2 separate regions of the Mus musculus genome follow, and region 2 is linked to region 1. The links are chromatin loops, found by intact Hi-C in ENCODE. Cell type or tissue: gastrocnemius. All regions are shown on one strand.

What was found. Peaks named below come from ENCODE experiments on the same cell type or tissue, not always from the same donor. Only the 100,000 strongest peaks of a DNase experiment are listed, where the experiment ranks them.
Region 2: a loop joins it to region 1, with 10 times the contacts of the local background. A loop is called at or near these places in 11 of 42 quality-filtered maps.

What each region holds. Positions count from the first base shown.
Region 1 is chr6:59,835,403-59,840,402 of GRCm38, forward strand. No RefSeq gene overlaps it. Among named protein-coding and RNA genes, the nearest start is that of Gm22622, 130 kb to the left of the region's middle. In gastrocnemius, no CTCF peak of the experiment used is centred here; no DNase peak of the experiment used is centred here.
Region 2 is chr6:60,122,385-60,127,384 of GRCm38, forward strand. All of the region lies in intron 7 of Gm5570 (predicted gene 5570), which reads left to right. Among named protein-coding and RNA genes, the nearest start is that of Gm5570, 47 kb to the left of the region's middle. In gastrocnemius, no CTCF peak of the experiment used is centred here; a DNase peak (open chromatin) is centred at 2,370.

The DNA.
Region 1 (5,000 bases):
CAGTGTTTTTATAAGATTGGCATCTATACTGGAGTCTTCAAGAAGATGAACACCCAGGAATCTTTTGTAAGCAAATATAATCAACATTTCTCAAGTTTCCTAATCAATGACCTTTCTTCTGCTGGTGTATGCTGTCTGTTTGGCGGTCCAGTGTTTGAGAGATCTCCGGGGTCTTAGATTAATTGAGACTTCTGGTCCTCCTGCAGGATGGCCTTTCTCCTCAGCTTCTTTCAGCCTTCCCTAATTCAACAACATGGACAGTTGTTTCTGTCCATTGGTTGGGTGCAAATATCTGCATCTGACTCTTTCAGCTGCTTGCTGGGTCTTTTGGAGGGCAGTCATGATAGATCCCTTTTTGTAAGCTCTGTATAGTCTCAGTAATAGTGTCAGGTCTTGAAAACTCTCCTTGAGCTGGATCCACTCTGGGCCTGTCACTGGACCTTCTTTTCCTCAAGTTCCTCTCCATTTCCATCCCTGTAATTATTTATGTCCTTATCAAACTTATGGGATGCCTAATGAATGCAATCCTAAGAGAAAACTCATAGCACTGAGTACCTCCATAAAAAAAAAAAAAAGAATTGTAGAGATCATACACTAGCAGCTTAACAACACATTTGAAAGCTTTAGACCAAAGAGAATGAAATACACCCAAGATGAGTAGACAGCAAGAAATAATCAAACTCTGGGCTGAAATCAGCCAAGTTGAAACAAATAGAACTATACAAAGGACCAATAAAACTAGGTTTTGGTTCTTTGAGAAAATCAACTAGCTAGATAAACACTCAGCAAATCTAACTGGAAAGCACAGAGACCATACGTATCCAAATAAGAAAAATCAAGAATGAAAAAGGAAACATAACAGAAAATGAGGAAATTCAAAAAAAAATCATCAGATACTACTACAAAAGTCTATATTCAACAAAACTGGAAAAATCTAGGTGAAATGGATGATCTTTCTTTCTTTCTTTCTTTCTTTCTTTCTTTCTTTCTTTCTTTCTTTCTTTCTTTCTTTCTTTCTTTCTTGATATTCTTGACAGATACCAGGTACACAAACTTAAATCAATATCGGATAAGCCACATAAACAGTCCCATAAACACTAAGGAAATAGAAGCAGTCATTAGAAGTCATCCCAACCCCAAATAAATAAATAATCAATCAATCAATAAATAAATAAATATAAAAATGCACTGCCACATGGTTTTAGTGCAGAATTCTATTAGTCCTTCAGAGCAAACCTAGGAACAATATTTCTCAAACTATTCCCCAAAATAGAAAGAGAAGGAAGACTACCTAATTCTTTCTATGAATCCCAAGTTTTGCTTATAAATAAACCACAACAAGACCCAACAAAGAAGAGAACTTCAGACCAATTTCACTTATTAATATTGGTGCGAAAATACTCTATATAATTCTTGAAAACCAGATCCAAAAAAAAAAAGATAAAAAGGACTATTCACCATGATCAAGTAGGCTTCATCCCAGGAATACAGGGTTGATTCAATACACGCAAATCCATCATTGTAATTCACTATATAATTATACTCAAGTAAAATAACACATAATTATTTCACAAGATGCTGAGAAAGCTTTTGACAAAACACAACAGCCCTTCATATCAAAAGTATTAAAAAGATCAGGAATTCCAGATCTGCACTAAAATATAATAAAATCAATATATAGCAAACCAATAGCCAACATCAAACTAAATGGAGAGAAATTCAAAGCAATCCTATTAAAACCAGGGACAAGAAAAGGATGCCCACTCTCTCCCTACCTATTCAATATAGTTCAATGTTCTAGCCAGAACAATTTCAGAATAAAAGGGGATCAAAAGATTATATATTGGGAAGAGGAATTCACCTTATCAGTCTTTTCAGAGGATATGATACTGTATATGAGTTACAACAAAAATTCTACTAGAGAGTGTCTGTAGCTGATATACAACTTCAGCAAAGTGACTGGATATAAAATTAACTCTAAAAATCCAGTAGCATTCCTCTACTAAAAGGATAAACTGAGAAAGAAATTAGGGAACCAACACCCTATACAATATTCAGAAATAATAGGACATTTCTTAATGTGACACTAATCAAACAAGTGAAAGATCTGTATGACAAGAACTTCAGATCTCTGAAGAAAGAAGTTAAAGATGACCTCAGAAGATGGAAAGATATCCCAAGATCATGGATAGGCAGGATTACCATAGGAAAAATGGCTACCTTACCGTAAGCAACCCACTGATTCAATGCAATCCCCATCAAAATTTCAACTCAGTTCTTCAAAGTGATAGAAATACCAATTCTCAAATACATCCATAATATCAAATAACCCAGGATAGTGAAAAATATTCTCAACAATAAAAGAACTTCTGGGGAAATCACCATCTTTGACCTCAATTTTACTACAGAACAATAGTGATAAAAACCACATTGAATTGGCACAGACACAGACAGATAGTTAAATGGACTATAATTGAAGACACAACTAAACCCACACACCTATGATCATTTGATATTTGACAAAGATGCAAAAAACATCCAGTGGAAAAAAAGACAGTATGTTCAACAAATGGGGCTGGTTCATCTTGCTGTTGGCATTTAGAAGAATGCAAATTGAACCATTCTTTTCAACTTGTACAAAACTCAAGTCCAAGTGGATGAAGAACCTCCACATATAACCAGATAGATGGGAACTAGTGGACAAGAAAGTGGGGAAGTTCCTCAAACATGTGGACACATCGGAAAATTTCCTGAATAGTACAACAATGTCTTATACTCTAAGAACAAAAATAGTCCAATGGTATATCATAAAACTGCAAGGCTTCTGTAAGGCAAAGTACACTGACAATAGGCAGTTTCTAAGAGAATTAGAAATAGATTTTTCTGAAGACCCAGCTATACCACTCCTGGCAATATACCCAAACGGTGCTCTAACATATTTAAAAAGGAAACATGTTTCATATTGTTCATAGAAGCCTTGCTTAAAATAGCCAGAAACTGGAAATAACCCAGATGTCCTTCAACAAAGGAATGGATACAGAAAATGTGGTATACTTTCACAATAGTATACTATTCAACTATTAAAAAAACGATTTCATGAAATTATTGGGCAAAAGGATGGAACTAGAAAATACCATTCTGAGTAAAGTAAGCTAGTCATAAAAGAGCACACATGGTGTGCACTCACTGATAAGTGAATATTAGCCCAAAAGCCCAGAATAACTAGTATACAATTCACAGATCATGTGAAAGTGTGGATGCTTCAGTCTTTCTTAGAAGGGAGAATAAAATACAAATGGGATGTAGGGGTTGGGAGGGACTTGGGAGGAATAGAGGATGAGGAGAGGAATAGAGGTGCAGGTTATGGTATGAGAGTACACTAGGATAAAATATATATGGTCAGGAATATGAACAGAATTTTTTAACAATGGGGCATGGGGAACTGGGGATAGCCACAAAAAGTCCCAGATGCCAGGAAAGCATGAGACTCCCAGGAGTCAACAAGGATAAGATTAGCTGAGCCATGAGAACTTCATGGTTTTCTGTAGCATAGCTCTGCTTGTGGTAATCTCAATCCTCACATCCTTCTTAATCTAAGTGTTGTATGTAACTTATAGATTACTTCTATTCTCTCACTCAGCAGTATTTTTAGCACTCACAATAATAGTGAATGATTGCCTGGCAGTGTTGGTGCACACCATTAATCCCAGCACTTGGGAGGCAGAGACATACAGATTTCTGAGTTTGAGGCCATCCTGGTCTACAGAGTGAGTTCCAGGACATCCAGGGCTATACAGAGAAACCCTGTCTTGAAAAAAAATAGTGAATGATCTTTGTTAAGTATCACTTCTGGAACAGTTAATGATTAAATCACACCTTTGAAAAGAATTCACAAATATAGTTTGTTAGCAATGACCACAACCTTTTTAATCTGGAAATGAAACTTGTTAGTAAAGCTAGGTTAAGTAGTAGTAGTAGTAGTAGTAGAAGTAGTAGTAGTAGTAGTAGTACTAGTAGTAGTAGTAGTAGTAGTAGTAGTTGTTGTTGTTTTTGTTGTTGTTATTGTTGTTGTTGTGTGTGTTTTCTGTAGTTATAGTATAGAAAATCTTAGGAAATAATTTGAAGTTCAGAAAAGCACACTCTTAATAGTTGAGCTAGATTGGAATTGATATTATTTTACTTTGAGATTTATAGCTGTAAAGAGACACCATGACCAAGGCAATTCTTATAAAGGACTATAGTCAGTTGGGGCTGGATTATAGGTTCAGTGGTTCAGTCCATTATCATCATGGCAGTGGCATGTCTACATCTAGGCAGATATGGCACTGGAAAAGCTGAGACTTCTACATCTTCATTCCAAGGAAGCTAGGAGCAAACTGACTCTTCTGCACTCTGCAGAGTCTCAAAGCATACCCCCACAGTTACACACTTCACACAACATGGCAACACCTACTAACAGTACCACTCCTAATGGACCAAGCATACTCAAATCACCTCATTAAACACCCTGGCACCCATAGTCTTGTTCAGTCACATGACTCTATGGAAGTCATAGCTAAACATAGTCTATGGAAGTTTCAACAATATTAAAAGTCCAAAATTCAAACACTTTTGTGAGATTCATTCAAGCACTTAACTATATAATTGCCTATAAAGTAAAAATGAAAAAAAAAAAGCAGAACACATATCTTAAATGTCTCAGGATGTACACTATCATTCCAAAAGATAGTAGTGAGGAAATACTGGAAAAAACAGGATCGATAACCACCTAGGCAATTTCCAAATTCTGCATCTATATGTTTGATGTAAAAGTGCTCTTCGTAATTCTAACTCCTCATCATTGTTGACTGCAACACAATTATTTCTCTTGGGTTGTTTCTCTTCCCTGTTAGTAGATTTCCTCAGCAGATATCCTACGATTCTGACATCTCTAGCATTTTAGATTATCCAAGGCAACTTCACTTTTACATGTTCTTGTTTCAATCTCTGAGAGACACACA
Region 2 (5,000 bases), 290 kb after region 1:
GGAATTTCTTTTCTGGTCCAGTCTATTTGGAGTTTTGTAGGCTTCTTGTATGTTCATGGGCATCTCTTTCTTTAGGTTAGAAAATTTTTCTTCTATAATTATGCTGGAAGATATTTACTGGCCCTTTAAGTTGATAATCTTCATTCTCATCTACTCCTATTATCCGTAGGTTTGGTCTTCTCATTGTGTCCTGGATTTCCTAGATGTTTTTAGTTAAGATCTTTTTGCATTTTCTTTGATTGTTATATCCATGTTTTCTATGGATTCCTCTGCACCCGAGATTCTATCTTTCATCTCTTGTATTTTGTTGGTGATGCTTTCATCTATGACTCCTGATTTCTTTCCTAGAATTTCTATCTCCAGAGTAGTCTCCCTTTGGTTTTTCTTTATTGTTTCTACTTCCATTTTTAGATCATGGATTGCCTCGTTCAATTCCTTCACTTGTTTTTCTGTATTTCCCTATCATTCTTTAAGGGGTTTTTGTGTTTCCTCTTTAAGGACTTCTACCTGTTAAACTGTATTCTTCTGTATTTCTTTAAGTGTGTTCTTAATGTTCTTTTTAAAAATCATCTCCAGAATCATGAATTATGGTATAAATCTGAATATTGCTTTTCCTGTGTGTTGGGGTATCCTAGACTCACTGTGGTAGGAGTACTGGGTTCTGATGATGCAGAGCAGACTTGGTTTATGATAGTAAGATTCTTACATTTATCTGGTAATTTCTGGTGTTAGATATTCTAGCTGTCTTTGGCTGGAGCTTGTTCCTCCTGTGAGTCTGTTAGCCTCTGTCTGCATTCCTGGGAGAGCAGCTCTCTCCTGACTCCTTGGAGTCAGAGCACTGTAGGCAATCTCTTCTCTGGCAGGGAAGGTGCACAGTGGTCTGAGGATCAGCTCTGACTCCTGGATGAGGATGAAGGCCCAAAGGGACCTGCCCAGGAAGCTCTGTTGCTTCTGAGTCCCATAACTCTCCTGCAGGGACCAGCCTCAGAGAGACCCTAGCTAGAAAATGTAGATCTCACCTGGGTCCTGGAGTCAGAGATCTAGGCTTAGATATTTTAAAGTTTACTTTTTATACGGATTCTCAAATTCTTCAACCTCTCCTGTAGCCTACCATACAAATGATGGAAGAAAGTATAGTACAAGCTGATGGACACCTATTCACAATTAGTTCTTTGGGGCAATTCCAGTTTCAGTTCATTAGAATAACAATAGCTCATCTCAGTAGTGTTACGGCACCTAACATGAATCACCAGCTTTGGCTAGATCTATGAGAAACCACTATTCCTCCACTGAATCTGCACAAGTCAGTGGCAGAAGCCAGCATGAGCTAGGAAACCAGGAAATGTTTATTGCTGTGCCTCTCTCAATGAAGTGAAGATCAGTGAAGTTTAAGATGCAAGACCAATGGATATTTGCAAAGCTTTCTATGCAAACTCACAATCACTGTCTGTTGAGTCCTATTTATACTATTTCCAAACATAGTGTGCTTCTCCATGGGTCTTGCCTTAGCAAAACCCATGCATGTCTGTATTAGCAAACATCACCTAAGCAGGCATATTGTGACATATTGAGAAATTTCCACTTTGTTTAAAAAATGTCTGTTTTTTCTAATATTAACAATTTACATACAGTAAACAAAAATTAGAACTTTATATCATATTTTAAACAATCAGCTTATGAATGTCGTGCAAACTTTATATGCCCCAGTACAGGGGAAATCCAGGGCAAACAAGTGGGAGTGAGTGGGTGGAGGAGTGGGGGGGGAGGGTGTGGGGGACTTTTGGGATAGCATTGGAAATGTAAATGAAATAAATACCTAATTTAAAAAAAAAAGAGAGAGAAGCATGGCTAGAAGTCACTTAGGCAATGTCCCAAGCTTCTGACCTTCAGGCTAAACTCCTTCCCATTTACTTAGCAAGAAAAAATATATATAGCAGCATACTTTTAAAGGGGCAGTTAGGCCCCTCTCTGCTCTCTTATTCCTCACTCTTAACTTTCTCACTTCTCTAATTCCTTTGATCTCTTACCTCTCACTTCTCTCACTCTCCTCTCCTCTTTCTTTGTCTTCTCCTCTCTTCTCTCCTCTCCTCTCACTCTCTCCCTCTTACACTCTCTTTCTCACTAGCCTTTCCTCTCTCTCTCTCTCTCTCTCTCTCTCTCTCTCTCTCTCTCTCTCTCTCTTCTATATTCTCTCTTTCCCACTGTCTCTCTATAATAAAGCTCTAAACCATAGACAGTTTCTGCTCATCAAGATCTACTATGCTCACTCTTGCAACTGTGGGAACCTCTCTTCCCTCTGTCCCATGACAATAGGGATTCTGGGAGTGGCCCCAAGGCCCCACGTTGGGCTGCCCCTTGTGCACCCCCCAAAGAGTGGGTCAGAGGCTTAGATGTGTACCTAGGGCTGAGTGGAAAGCGTGTGGCAGCCCTCCCATGTATGCCTGTCGAGAGCATAGTGGAATTCTGGCTGGACTTGGGTCTTCTTTCCCCTCCTTCCCCAAGCCCCCTTTATAGTTCACATACCTCCCTACCTCTGCTTTCATGATTATTTTGTTTCCCTTCTATTTGCAGTACCCACACTTGGGCCTTCCTTTCTTTTAATCTTCATAAGTTCTGTGAGTTTTCTTATAGGTATTCTGTACTTTTGGCGAATATCTCACTTAACAGTGAGTATATGCTATACATGTCTTTCTGGGTCTGTGTTACATCACTCAGGATCATCTTTGCTCACTCAGTTCATTTGTCTGCAAAATTCATGATATCCTAGTTTTTAATAGCTGAATAGTACATTTTCTGGACCTATGTTATGACTGATGGATATCTGGGTTGTTTCCAGCTTCTGAATACTACAAATAAGGCTACTATGAACATAGTATAGCATTTGTCCTGCTGGTTTGTTCAGGCATCTTTTAGTTTTTTGCTCAGAAGTGATATAGCTGTGTCCTCATGTAGAATGATTTTAAATTTTCTGATGGTTTAGATTTACCTGGCAACTAAGAATTGGAACATTTCTGTAAGGTTTTACAAGACCTTCAACTTTCCTCTGTTGAGAATTTTGTTTAGATCTGTACCCCATTTTTTCTTTTTTTTATTGGATATTTTCTTCATTTACATTTTAATTGCTATCCCAAAAGTCCCCTATACCCTCCTCACCCCCGGTCCCCTACCCACTCACTCCCACATCTTGGCCTTGGCTTTCCCCTGTACTGGGACATATAAAGTTTGTTAGACCAAGTGTCCTCTCTACCCAATGATGGCCAATTAGTCCATCTTCTGCTACATATGCAGCTACAGACACAAGTTCTGGGGATACTGATTAGTTCATATTGTTGTTCCACATATAGGGTTGCAGACCCCTTCACCTCTTGGGTACTTTCTCTAGCTCCTACATTGGGGGCCCTGTGTTCCATCCTATAGATGACTGTGAGCATCCACTTCTGTATTTGCCAGACACTGGCAAAGCTTCACAGGAAAAAGCTATATCAGGGTCCTTTCAGCAAAATCTTGCTGGTGTATGCAATAGTATCTATGTTTGGTGATTGATTATGGGAAGGACCCCCAGGTGGGGAAGTTTCTGTATGGTTCATCCTTTTGTCTTAGCTCTAAACTTTGTCTCTGTAACTCCTTCCATGGATATTTTATTCCATATTCTAGGGAGGAATGAAGTATCCACGAATTGGTCTTCCTTCCTGATTTTCTTGTGTTTTAGAAGTTGTATCTTGGGTATTCTAGGTTGCTGGGCTAATTTCCACTTATCAGTGAGTGGATATCAAGTGACTTCTTTTGTGATTGGGTTACCTCAGTCAGAAGATATCCTCCAGATACAGCCATTTGCCAAAGAATTTCATAAAGTCATCATTTTTAATAGCTGAGTAGTATTCCATTGTATAAATGTACCACATTTTCTGCATCCATTTCTCTGTTGAAGGACATCTGGGTTCTTTCCAGCTTCTGGCTATTATAAATAGGGCAGTATCCTAATTAACAAATTCAGAAATGAAAGCAGACATAACAACAGATCCTGAGGAAATCCAAAACATCATCATACCCTACTGAGAGAATGTAAGTTTTACTTGATAAGTTTTCATAATTGTTACATTGTGTATTGTTTATTAATAATTGAGAAAGAACCTTTTGTTTGATTTAAAATGTGAAATGTTGGAGATGATATTTTGTACTTTGTATTCAAATGTTCATTTCTAATCCCAGAAGTCTTGTTGTAGTCAACCATGTCTGTTCTCTATGTTATGTAAAAATTATTTTCTGTCACCTTTGATTCATTAATAAACATATGCTCAGCCATTTAGTTGGGCAGAAGAGAATAGGGCAGAACTGCTGATATGAGACAGTGCTTCTACATAGAAGGAGAAGTAGAGAAGAAACCCAAGGGGAAGAAGGAGTGAAGAAAAAAATATGAAGAGAACAGGAGATTTTCACTATGAGGTTGGCATGAGGACACACATGGGCCAGAGTGAAATTGCACAAGGTGGCAGGGAACACAGAATTTTTTCTTTGTATTTTTTGTGTACTCATGTTTGAAAAGGTCAAAACTTGCCTAGTTTATGCTTGCAGTGTGCTTATAAGAATGCCTGGTCTTTGTGTCTCTTTTTCAGAAATTAAAATGGGCTAGAGCATGCAGAAAGTGCTGGGAGCAAAAGGCACAGTAGAACTCTCTCTTCCTCTCCCAAAATACTATTGTATGCATCCATGTAAACAGCATGCATGTTTTAATGAGCACACACACACACACACACACACACACACACACACACACACGTTTTTTACATTTGAATGCTTGGGTACTTGGGAGGGTTGTTGCTTGAGAAAGATTTGAAGGTTAGATTTGAGACAGTACATGTGACCTTCTTAGATAAAGTATCACTGGAGTGAGCTTTGAGGCTTCAAATGCTAAAACTATGTCCAGTGTCTCTTCTTGTTTCACGATTACTAGCATTTGGAAATCTCAGTTCCTTTCCCAGCATTCTATATGTAATTGTCCA